Regions from separate parts of the Mus musculus genome. Here region 1 is linked to region 2. Evidence: chromatin contacts called from ENCODE Hi-C or POLR2A ChIA-PET data. All regions are on one chromosome and are shown on one strand. Each heading gives the region's core, a stretch centred on a gene start or an enhancer-like site at or near the end of the contact. The rest is flanking DNA. Distances are from core to core; before and after follow the strand shown.

What was found. A loop is a pair of places that touch in the nucleus more often than their neighbours do. ChIA-PET counts read pairs that join two places held with the same protein, here RNA polymerase II (POLR2A).
Region 1: a loop to region 2 is called in a map of mature B cell, with 2.0 times the contacts of the local background. The contact joins the promoter of Mpeg1 here to the promoter of Lpxn in region 2. A Hi-C loop is called at or near these places in 4 of 37 maps with a recorded cell type or tissue (Patski, mature B cell, regulatory T cell and 1 more). POLR2A ChIA-PET finds 5 or more read pairs at or near these places in 2 of 5 experiments (Patski and embryonic stem cell).

What each region holds. Positions count from the first base shown.
Region 1 is chr19:12,457,451-12,462,447 of GRCm38, forward strand. Mpeg1 (macrophage expressed gene 1) reads left to right here and starts at 3,320. Exons shown (of 2, transcript NM_001374668.1): 1 at 3,320-3,411; 2 at 3,701-4,997. The coding sequence starts at 3,751.
Region 2 is chr19:12,795,906-12,801,491 of GRCm38, forward strand. Lpxn (leupaxin) reads left to right here and starts at 2,674. Exons shown (of 9, transcript NM_134152.4): 1 at 2,674-2,774. The coding sequence starts at 2,762. Zfp91 (zinc finger protein 91) reads right to left here and starts at 218. Exons shown (of 11, transcript NM_053009.3): 1 at 1-218. It overlaps Gm44505 (predicted readthrough transcript (NMD candidate), 44505), which reads right to left and starts at 218. Exons shown (of 13, transcript NR_024093.1): 1 at 1-218.

The DNA of each region.
Region 1 (4,997 bases), core at 2,070-4,569, 340 kb before region 2:
GCTCCAAGCCCACACAGAAGTGAACCTTAGACGTAAATCATGGCTTAACTGCTCGTGACACAGTGCCAAACATGCTCAGACTTAGAAAGAAAGCAGATGTGTGACTTCCCTCTTGCTGCTTGCTGGAGGAAGTGAAATCGATTTGCGGCACCAGAGAAGCACACCTTCTGTGGAAGAATTGCCTCTCTCTGCTAGAAGCCAGAGCTCAGAAGTTAGCCCCAGCCCTTCACTGCCTCAGGGGAGCCATCTGGAGAGAACGTGTGTTTATAGGAATATTTCAGTTCAAGAAAAAGCAGAGAACATTACTGGAAGGAGGAAAACAGGACAAATGGAGGTGGGAGGTGCTAGTCAAATCCCCACCAATGTCCTCCCATCGGACATTCTGAGCACCGCCCTCCTGTCCTGGCATGCAAATGGAGGTTGTGCCCTGGAGTCTCACCATTTCACTTCTTCTTTCATTGTTTCTCACCAGCTAAACCTCCTTCACCAAAGAAATCATAAAAGCCATGCGTTCAACCTCCACGGGCACACGAAAATGCCAAAAGTAATTTGATGCTTTAAAAAAAAAACAAGAGCATACTAATTGGTTTTCCAGTGCCACATGGTCAGTCCTGAAAATATAAGTAACGTTATAAGGACTGAGTGGTTACATTTAAGAATATATATTTATATACATACATACACATACATGTACACAAACACACACATATACATCCAGATACACATACACAGACATACACATAGACACATGTACACACCTAAGCACATGTACACAGAGACATGTACACACACATACACATACATATACATATATGTATGCATTCACAATTAGTAAAAAAAATGCCATGAAATTGAAGTAGAGTGGGGAGAGGTATATGGGATGGATTGTGGGAAGGAATGAGAATGGAGAAATGTTTTAATTGTGTTCTACATCAAAAATTAAAAAATTTAAAATATATATCTGTATTGCTTGAGTTGTTTTACTGAATATAAACTGATAGTCATTGTTATTTAGTAGTTAATAAATGCTCAGTTTAAAAAAAAACCTCATAGCTAAGACATTATCATTGTTGAAAACGCAAGAAAATCAAAGAATCTCTGGAGATTTAAGAGTAAAAAAATTATTCAACAAACTCTATTGACCAGACACTGTCAATTGGCTGGTGTTGGAGCCTCTAATTTTATATACTTGGCCATATCTGGGTTCATGATGCTATTGTTTTTACATATCATTGTATAACACAATAATTTTTCATTATAAACATTGTTTGAAAAACTTGTGTTGTCTGTAGAATATTTTGCCATTCTTCCATTTTATGTGATGTTAGAGTGGAAAACTGTACTAAAAAGAAAGGACAGAAAATAATGAGAGACTGTTTAGCAATTTGCTAAGACTTGAATCTAGAACCATCTGTGCTTACTTTACCTGCCTCTCGCTTCAGGATATCAAGGTCTCAACAGGATCTATGGCTTATTTATATTATTCTTGTGTGTGCTGTGGTGTGTGTGTGTGTGTGTGTGTGTGTGTGTGTGTGTGTGTGTGTATGTGTGTGTATGTGATATGGGGTCACCCACACAGGCACATGCAGAAGCTGAGGTTGACATCATAATTTTTCCTAAATTGCTTCTCCACTGCATTTATTTATTTATTTATTTATTTATTTATTTATTTATTATTTATTTTTGAGACAGGGTCTCTCACTTAACCTGAAGCTTAACATCTTAGCAGTCGCTTAGCTTACTCACTAGCTAGCAGTCTCTTGGGATTCTCCAGCACTGGAGATCCAGGCATGCACTGCTGTGTGCACATTTTAGGCGAGTTCTAAGGATCCAAACTCAGGACTTAGTACCTGCACAATAAACACTGCACCCTCATAACCACGTCCCCAGCCCTCAACGTGATTTAGAAAAGAGAGAACAAGAAGAAATTGCTAGCCTGCCTGTCATCAAATAGGTGTGCATAAGCCAGTTAAAATAGAAGAGTGCACTTACTGAGTTATTGCAAGCACTCAAGGGCGTTCAAGTCTCAGCTTTTAAACTCTAGGTGCTGTCTCCTGAGGTATAAATACATAACCCTGCTTATATATGAACTAGAGCACCCTCTGCAGTGACTCGGCTGGGTTCTCCAACTTGGTATAGCTTGGACATCGTTCACAAACTCATTCCTCATTGGAGGCTGGTGTGAGTCAGTTTCCCCAAACACCTTGGCATGAATAGAACCATGCTAAGGCTTTTATGGATTTACAGAACACCACTGGAGCCTGGATCATGGCTAGGGAAGCTCAAGTCCTTCAAAAATGCTTTGTTGCTTCCTCAATGACAACCTGAGATAATTTAGTTCGTTAAGATCTTCACAGCCTATACACAGGTGGTAGTCTTCACCCACGGCTGAAACATGTTTCTGCTTTTAAAGTCTTAGCCCTGCATCTTGCTCCTAAAATGATCTGGGGTGCTATGAGGGTGCTGTGTGAAGATTTATTATCTGCTATAGAGTTCCTGGCTGCTGCTAAATGAACCAAGACACTCCAGGTGTTACAACTGTGTAATTCACCTAAGCCTCCCTTAATTCTGATACTTGATCGCTAGCACAGACTACTCCTCTCTGAATCACAAATCTAAAGGAGCTAGTATCACTGCTAGACAAAAAGAAGAGGTGGGTGTTGAGAAAAGAGTGCTCATTATGTTTTCCTGACAATAGAAGAAATGAATTTTAGTACTTTTAACCCATGTAATAAAGAGCATGTTTCCTTTTTTGCTGTCTTTGCTGACAAAAAAGTTTTTGGATGAAAAAGTTAAACGTGTGGTCAGTTGCTGCTTAGTTTAAAAATTGCACACATGGAGACGATCAGACAAATGTGTGGACACAAGCACGGATGCTCCTGGGCCGTTTGTATGCTTTGAGTAAACCAAACTTTGCAAATTTGTAGTGTGGCTTTTGTCTTCTCTTGAATATTTCTCTCTGAACGGAGAAAAACAGAACAGCGTGGAAGCCCTCACCCTCACCCAGGATGCCCAGAACAATTCAGGGTGAGGGTTCCCAGCAAACGGAATGCTTTCCTGAGCAGTTCAGCCCTAGATAAGTCTATCTCCAAAATAGGACTGTTTGAGTTTGTAACAATGAGACCTCACAAAGCATGCATCTGAGGTTATCTATTTATTTATTTATTTATTATTTTACACTTTTGTTCTCAGGGGGCAGGCCCCAACTTCAGTGTACCAATGAGACATCTAAGATTTGTCCTTGACACAGAGTAGCCTGGAGGCGGGGTATGTAAATAAGCACAAGGTTGCTACTAACTCCTGCGTTTCCAGTAAAAAGAAACTAATACTGTGATTTCACAAAAGAAGAGAAAGGCAGGTTTTGAAGTCAAAGAGAGTGAAACAAAAGCCAGACAGAGCCTTCTGACAGAGGTAAGTTGTTGAATCCACACTTTTACTGGGTGCCAAACCCCTGTGTAGAAGAAAGGCAGGGTGAGGGACATAGGGTGTGTGTGGGGGGGGGGGGATTGAAGAGTGTATCTTTGCATATCCAGAGTAGAATAATTTTTACAAGGTACTAATGGTCTCTAATATTCCAACCAGCTTTCACTTCTCTGTTTTGCAATTGGAGCAGCATAAAGAGGAACTGATGGTTTTAGGAGAACTGTAGAATTTTCTGTTTCAACAACCGCTTTCTTTTCCATCCTTCTGTTTGCCCCAGTCTTGTTGGTGAATGCTTAGGGCTGGTATATGGCCAAAACCATCTGCGCCATGAACAGCTTCATGGCCTTGGTCCTCATCTGGATGATAATAGCGTGTGCTGAAGCAGACAAGCCTCTTGGAGAAACGGGTACCACTGGATTTCAAATATGCAAGAATGCCCTGAAACTACCTGTCTTGGAGGTCCTACCAGGAGGAGGCTGGGATAATCTGAGAAATGTAGACATGGGACGGGTGATGGACTTGACATACACCAACTGTAAGACCACAGAAGATGGGCAGTACATCATCCCCGATGAAGTGTATACTATTCCTCAGAAAGAGAGCAACCTGGAGATGAACTCAGAAGTCCTGGAGTCCTGGATGAATTACCAGAGTACCACCTCACTTTCTATCAACACAGAACTCGCCCTTTTCTCCAGAGTCAACGGCAAGTTCTCTACTGAGTTCCAAAGGATGAAGACCCTTCAAGTAAAGGACCAAGCTGTGACTACCAGGGTTCAGGTAAGAAACCGGATCTACACAGTGAAAACCACCCCAACTTCAGAGCTCAGCTTGGGGTTTACGAAGGCACTTATGGACATCTGTGACCAACTAGAGAAAAACCAGACGAAGATGGCCACCTACCTGGCAGAGCTCTTGATCCTCAACTATGGCACACACGTAATCACTAGTGTGGATGCTGGGGCTGCACTGGTTCAGGAGGATCACGTAAGGTCCTCCTTCCTTCTGGACAACCAGAATAGCCAGAACACCGTGACCGCTTCTGCAGGGATTGCCTTCTTAAACATTGTGAACTTCAAAGTTGAAACAGACTACATTTCTCAGACCAGTTTGACGAAGGACTACCTGTCGAACAGGACCAACTCCAGGGTGCAGAGTTTTGGAGGGGTTCCCTTCTATCCAGGCATCACCTTAGAAACCTGGCAGAAGGGCATCACTAACCACCTAGTGGCAATAGACCGTGCTGGCTTGCCTCTGCATTTCTTCATTAAACCTGACAAGCTACCTGGCTTGCCAGGTCCCTTGGTGAAGAAGCTGTCGAAGACAGTGGAAACTGCTGTGAGACACTATTACACTTTTAACACTCACCCAGGATGCACAAATGTTGATTCCCCCAACTTTAATTTTCAAGCCAATATGGATGATGATTCCTGTGATGCGAAAGTCACCAACTTCACCTTTGGTGGAGTTTATCAGGAATGCACTGAACTGTCAGGTGATGTTCTTTGCCAAAACCTGGAGCAGAAGAACCTGCTCACAGGTGATTTCTCTTGTCCCCCTGGCTACACCCCTGT
Region 2 (5,586 bases), core at 1,424-3,923:
CCGGAGGCGCCGCTGTCCCCTCAAGGGTTCTTACTAGCCTAAGAAGTAGCCTGGACGTTATCCCGCCTCCACCCAGACCCCCACCTTCCTGCTCTGGCCTTTCTGTCCCCAGCGCCGCCAGCTCTCGAGGGGAGAAGTGGTAAATTATTTGAGTTGCAGCTTCTCCTTTAAGAAAAAAAAGGCCCTGTCCGTTGCCGGATGAAAGTCTCTGAAAAAATGGCGGCGATAGGATAGAGGCGGGGCCGAGGGGACAGCGCGGGATAGTCGTGAGGCGCACGCGCAGGGCCAACTTCGCCGAGGGCACTCTGGGAGACGTAGTCCTATTTACTCTGCGCTTCCAGAGAAATCATGGGAAACTAGAGGCAGAGGGAAGGCTGGGAGCGTCTATCTGAGGTCTGAGATTACGTTTTAGCGAGGCATTGCTTCCGGGTTAGGTCGCGACGCCTGCGTACAACTGGCAAAAATATTGAGCCAATTACAGGCTAGGGGTCCCTGGGAGAGAATCCTACTTCTTTTAATCTTTTTTTGTGTAAGTGCTCCGAAGTGCCCTCGTCATAGTCTTTACTTACTTCGGTCTGGTCATTTGACGCCTCCTCTGCGACCTGTTAGCTACGCTCCTTTTTATTCCTCCATCTTGTGTTGAGCCTCTCACTTGTGAAGCCCAGGAGGTTAGGGACTCGTTCTGCGTCTGTCAACTTAATTTTAATAAAACGTGTAGGACGAAGTGTAAAGTTGTTTCCTGGTAGGGATGGGGCGCCACGGAATTGCCGTTGGCTGTGGTGCTGGAGCTGGAGAGCCGGTTAGCGTGACTCACTGATTTTTTTGTGGATAAGTTAGCTGTCGCTCACGTTCTCCACCCCGAGGCTGAATGCCTTTGCGGTCTGTAGATGTTTCTGCGGCACAGGAAACACAGTCATAATAGCAGCTCTGACTAGCGTTTACAGCTAAGTACCTTCCTGATGGGGAAAGGGGGCTTTCCAATCGTTCAAACCGCAACTGGTGGTAATGCAGCCTCTTATACGTTTGTATGCATTTCTTTCCCTCTTAAACATTGTTTGCATTCCTTGGGTTGCCTTTTACACATTGCAACCAGGAAACGACTTTCAAGGAGACTCCTTACACTTCGAAGATGCAAACGTCTTAAGTTAAAATCTACACAACAGTATGGAAAGATACAAAGTTTGGAAATCTGATTCAGAATTTTATATTAGCCATTAAATTTTAGACTTTTAAAGAAGTTCATTTTTCTTTCTTCTTTTCCTCCCAGCATCTGGCTCATTTGCCACACAGATAAGGCAAATGTTTTATAGTCTACCGAGTTTTGCGCTTTCAAAGGATTAGTGTCCTTTTCAGTTCTAAAACCCGACGGTATCAGTAGGAATGAATTTTCTAGCGCTGTTTGCAATGAGCACGTTTGGAACAGCACTGACATCCAATGGCTGCTTAAAGTAATACAAAAAGCGAGCCTCTTAAAAAAGGTTTTAGTAAAATGAATGACTTGTTCCTTTTAAAAGATGATCATTACAAAACTATCCCTTTATTCTATTCTTCTAGCCAGTTATTACTCCCTATTCCTGTTAGTCTCTTGGTAAACACTGGGACAAAACCCACTTCACAGGGCCATACTTATAGTTCTTTATATACTGCCTTTTCTAGGCAATTTTCTGTTAAATGCGTTTGTTGTTTGTTTGTTTCCTTTTGAGATGAACAAAGGCACAATAAGATAAAAATCTACCTCTCTCACCTTTTTGGAGAAATTGTGAACTGAGCAGGAATTGTAATTCAGATTCTGGAAGCTTAGTACCCAGTATCTTAAATCTTCTCAATTGATTCTTCCTTATTCTGTAGACGTTTGAATGTTGAATAACTGGATAAACCAGGATCAGAGAATTCAAAAGTGAACCCACTTCTCTTCAACTTTAAAGAATCTATAATCTGGGCCAGTGAGATTGCTTAGCAGATAAAGGCACTTTGCTGAAAAGTCTGATGAATTTCATCTGTGGGACCCCAGTGGTACAAGGAGAGCGCTTTCTTACTCTTACAACTTATGAATGCCTACATGAGCACACACACACACACAATTATTAAAACGTCTGTTTTAAAAAATCACAGTTTGTATGGGAAGTGAGGTCAGCTGTACTAAGTAAGTACAAATAGTGAAATGAAGTTGATGCTATTTAATCAGAAATTTTAAGAAAGGACCTGTACTTCCATGGTCTTCTAGTTTTATAGGAAAAGGAGGAGGAAGAGAAGGAAAGAAAAGGAAGGAGACAGAAAATAGCCTGCAGTGGGCAATGGGAAACTTAAACTTGGAAAACTCTTTAAGTATAAGCCTAAAATTTCTATGTGTGTTCAAGATAAGCCCTTGAATACAGTAGGTGTTTAAATTAAAAAAAGAATTAACTTTCAATTTTTATAGCCACCTTGGCCAATGTAGCATCAAAACTTCAATCTTGCACAACCTGCCTTTTTCTGTTAGCACAATTAAAACAACAAACAAACATATAAAACCCCCCCCCAAAAAAAAAACAAACCAAAAAACAAAACAAAACAAAACAAAAAAAAAACCCTGAGCTACTAGAAAAGAAAAAGTATTCAGCAAATCAAAAGTGAGGAAGTGCTAAGCAAATACAGGAACCAAAAGGGGTCACAGAGGCTGCTTCGCACTGTCTCATTCAGTTCCGTTGTGGTCCTCTTCTTCACCACATGCCAACAAAGTTCTTCACAATCTTCGAGACTAGAGCATCGCAGGTATAGGACAATGGAAGAGCTGGGTGAGTGAAGGGGCCTTTGGAGAAGATGCTCTAAGGAAGTGGGGGCCTGGCTGCCATCCATCCCCATCTGTAATGATGAAGTGTGGTCTAGTCAAACTGAGGATAGGACTGAAAGATTTTTGTTTTCACTTCTGTCCTCAATTCAAACAAGAGTGAGGCAGGAGGAACTATCATTGTTGGGGGAGCTATGGGGTTGCTGTTTGCAGCGGCACAGTTGGCAGAGCGTTGAGACCAGACAGCCAAAGAAACAGAAGGAATTGTAATTGAAAGTGCCTTTTCCCTTGGCAGCTACTGGAGGTCATAGGGCAGCTCTACAGCTTGGAGATATGATACTGGAAGAAAAAAAAAAAAGGATGGGAAAGGAAGAAGACATTAAATGAAGGAAGGGAAGGAGAGAAGAAAGAAAAGGAAACCAGGAGAAAGGGAGGATAGTGCAAGGACAGTGAAATGACCGAGCAGTGTAAAGGGTCTGTAGAGATTGCAAAAGGGCCAGAGTGCTTTCATTTCTCTGTAGTTTACTGTTAGACTACAGGTAGACCATCACTGTAGTAGGTTTTGTTGCTTTTTATTTAGAGAAATCTTGAAGGAGCAGATTGCTTCTCAAGAAAAACAGTCCATCCTTTCACTCTGAGGTAATGAAAACGTCAGTAGAAGTGCCGCTGGGCTACTGTGTCCAGAGAAACCTAGGTCAAAAAGCCTGGAGCTGTAAAGTCTGTCTCCTTGGGGCTCATTTCATATACCTTGGCAACTTTTTATCATCTACATACCTCCCTGTCTGCCTGCCTGCCCATCTGTCCTTCCATCCATCCATCCATCCATCCATCCATCCATCCATCCATCTATCTGTATCACCTATTTATTTTTGTTATCGCTACACAAAGTTACTTTTACCCACTTTTCAAGCTGTATTAATTCCACATTGTGTTTGTAGCTATGCAAAAACTTCCAACAATAATAAGATGCAAAGCTTGTACATTGTCATTAAAAATAATTATTGGGGTTGTGTTTTAAGAACTGGAGAAACAGAGGAACAAAGAAGAGAATAGAAATTATTGAGGGAAAAAAGGGTGTTTTAAATAAATCCTTAACTGTTTTGTCAGTAAAATGTAGTTCAATATTGTGGTTAATGCTGTATCTTGGACTTTGGTATAGAATCCAGATTCTTTTCTATATAATATTGATTATTTATTCTTTGAGAATTTGATGAATGCATATCCTGTGTGGGTATTGGAGGAAATTTGCATTTCTTCATCGAGTTTTACCATTTTTTTTCAGGTAGGATCTTAGTTTTGCTTTATTTTATAGGTCACACACATCAAATTCTCAAAGAATAAGTAACCAATATTATATAAAAAAGAATTGGGTTCTATATCAAAGTCCAAAATACAGCCTTAATCACAATATCAAAGTACATTCTACATTTAATTCAATATTAGTTCAAAAAGTTAAAGGGCAATTAATATTGGGAAAACTTAAAATCTGTAAATAAGTTTAGTGTTTGCAGCAGTTTTCTGAAATAGGTATTATTGTTTTTCTTTAAATAATGAAAACCCAAAATATCTTGTTCACTCTCAGGAGCACCTGACACTAAGTACAATTAAATGGTAATGTTACAGGTTGTTCTTTTATATTAGAAGTGTATTTGTTCTGGTGGCCAGTGTAGTAATACATTTTAAAAAAATGTATAGTTTAAAGAATTTCTGAGTAGCATAGTTGTTAAGGAAATCTTTTTCAGAAATGTAGAAAATAAGCAACTTTGGAAGCTGACTGTAGATAATCCAATTTGCTACAGGTTAATAAACTGCTAGTAGTTACCCCTCAATGGTCTCTTCAAATTGTAACAATTTGCATGGAATGTAGTGTTGCTTGCCTTCAATCCTTATGCTCCAGAGGTGGAAGCAGGAGGATCAAAAACTAATGGTTATTTTTGTTTGTATGGAAAATTTGAGGCCAGCCTAGGCTATCTATGTACGATCCTATCTTTAAAAAGTCAGACATGGAAGGCAGAAGCAGATAGATCTCTATGAATTGAGGCCAGTCTGGTTTATGTTACATAGCAAGTTGTAGCCCAACAAGGGCTATGTACTGAGGCCCTGTCTCAAAAACCAAAATGAAACAAAAGGCAGGTAGTGTCTGCCAGGCACAGTAGTTTGTACCCACGATCCCAGCCAGCACTTGAGACTAGGTTGAATGACTGGCCACAGTGTAAGGTCAGCCTGGGCTACCTTGTTAGTTCCAGGTCAGCTTGGGCTAGAATGAGACCCTGCCTTAACAAACAGCAACAGGACTAAAATCCAAACCCAAGACTTGGGGTGGATTTCTCTTTCTACTTGTGTAGAAATTTTATCAAGGACAGGCTGGCTCAAGTGGGCAAATATTTCCTTTATGCAATACTGCCTTGGATGTTAGTAGCATGTATTCACCTAGAAGGTTTTACCTAAATCTTCTCAATTTAGGGATGAGATGACTCTAACACATGGAGACGCCCAGAGACTTCACTGCCAGTAATCTCATATTTGTCACACCAAAATTAGTCATCTAATTTAAATTTTAGAGTCTGCATGAAGCCAAAGGAGTAGCTTCAGGAGCTGGTGAAATATGTGTTCATTGGAAACAGGAAGTGAAAGTCCTGGTAACTCGTGAGCAGAAAGGAGAGTTATAATAGATTTGGTGAGCTGATGCTTCCGAGGATAACTTCACATCCTCTGCTCAGTGATACTCCTGTCCCATCATGTTTAATATACATGAGTTCTCTTGGTCCAGGAAGGACTCTCATTTCTGATTGGAGTGAAGCTTAGAAAACAGAAAAGAG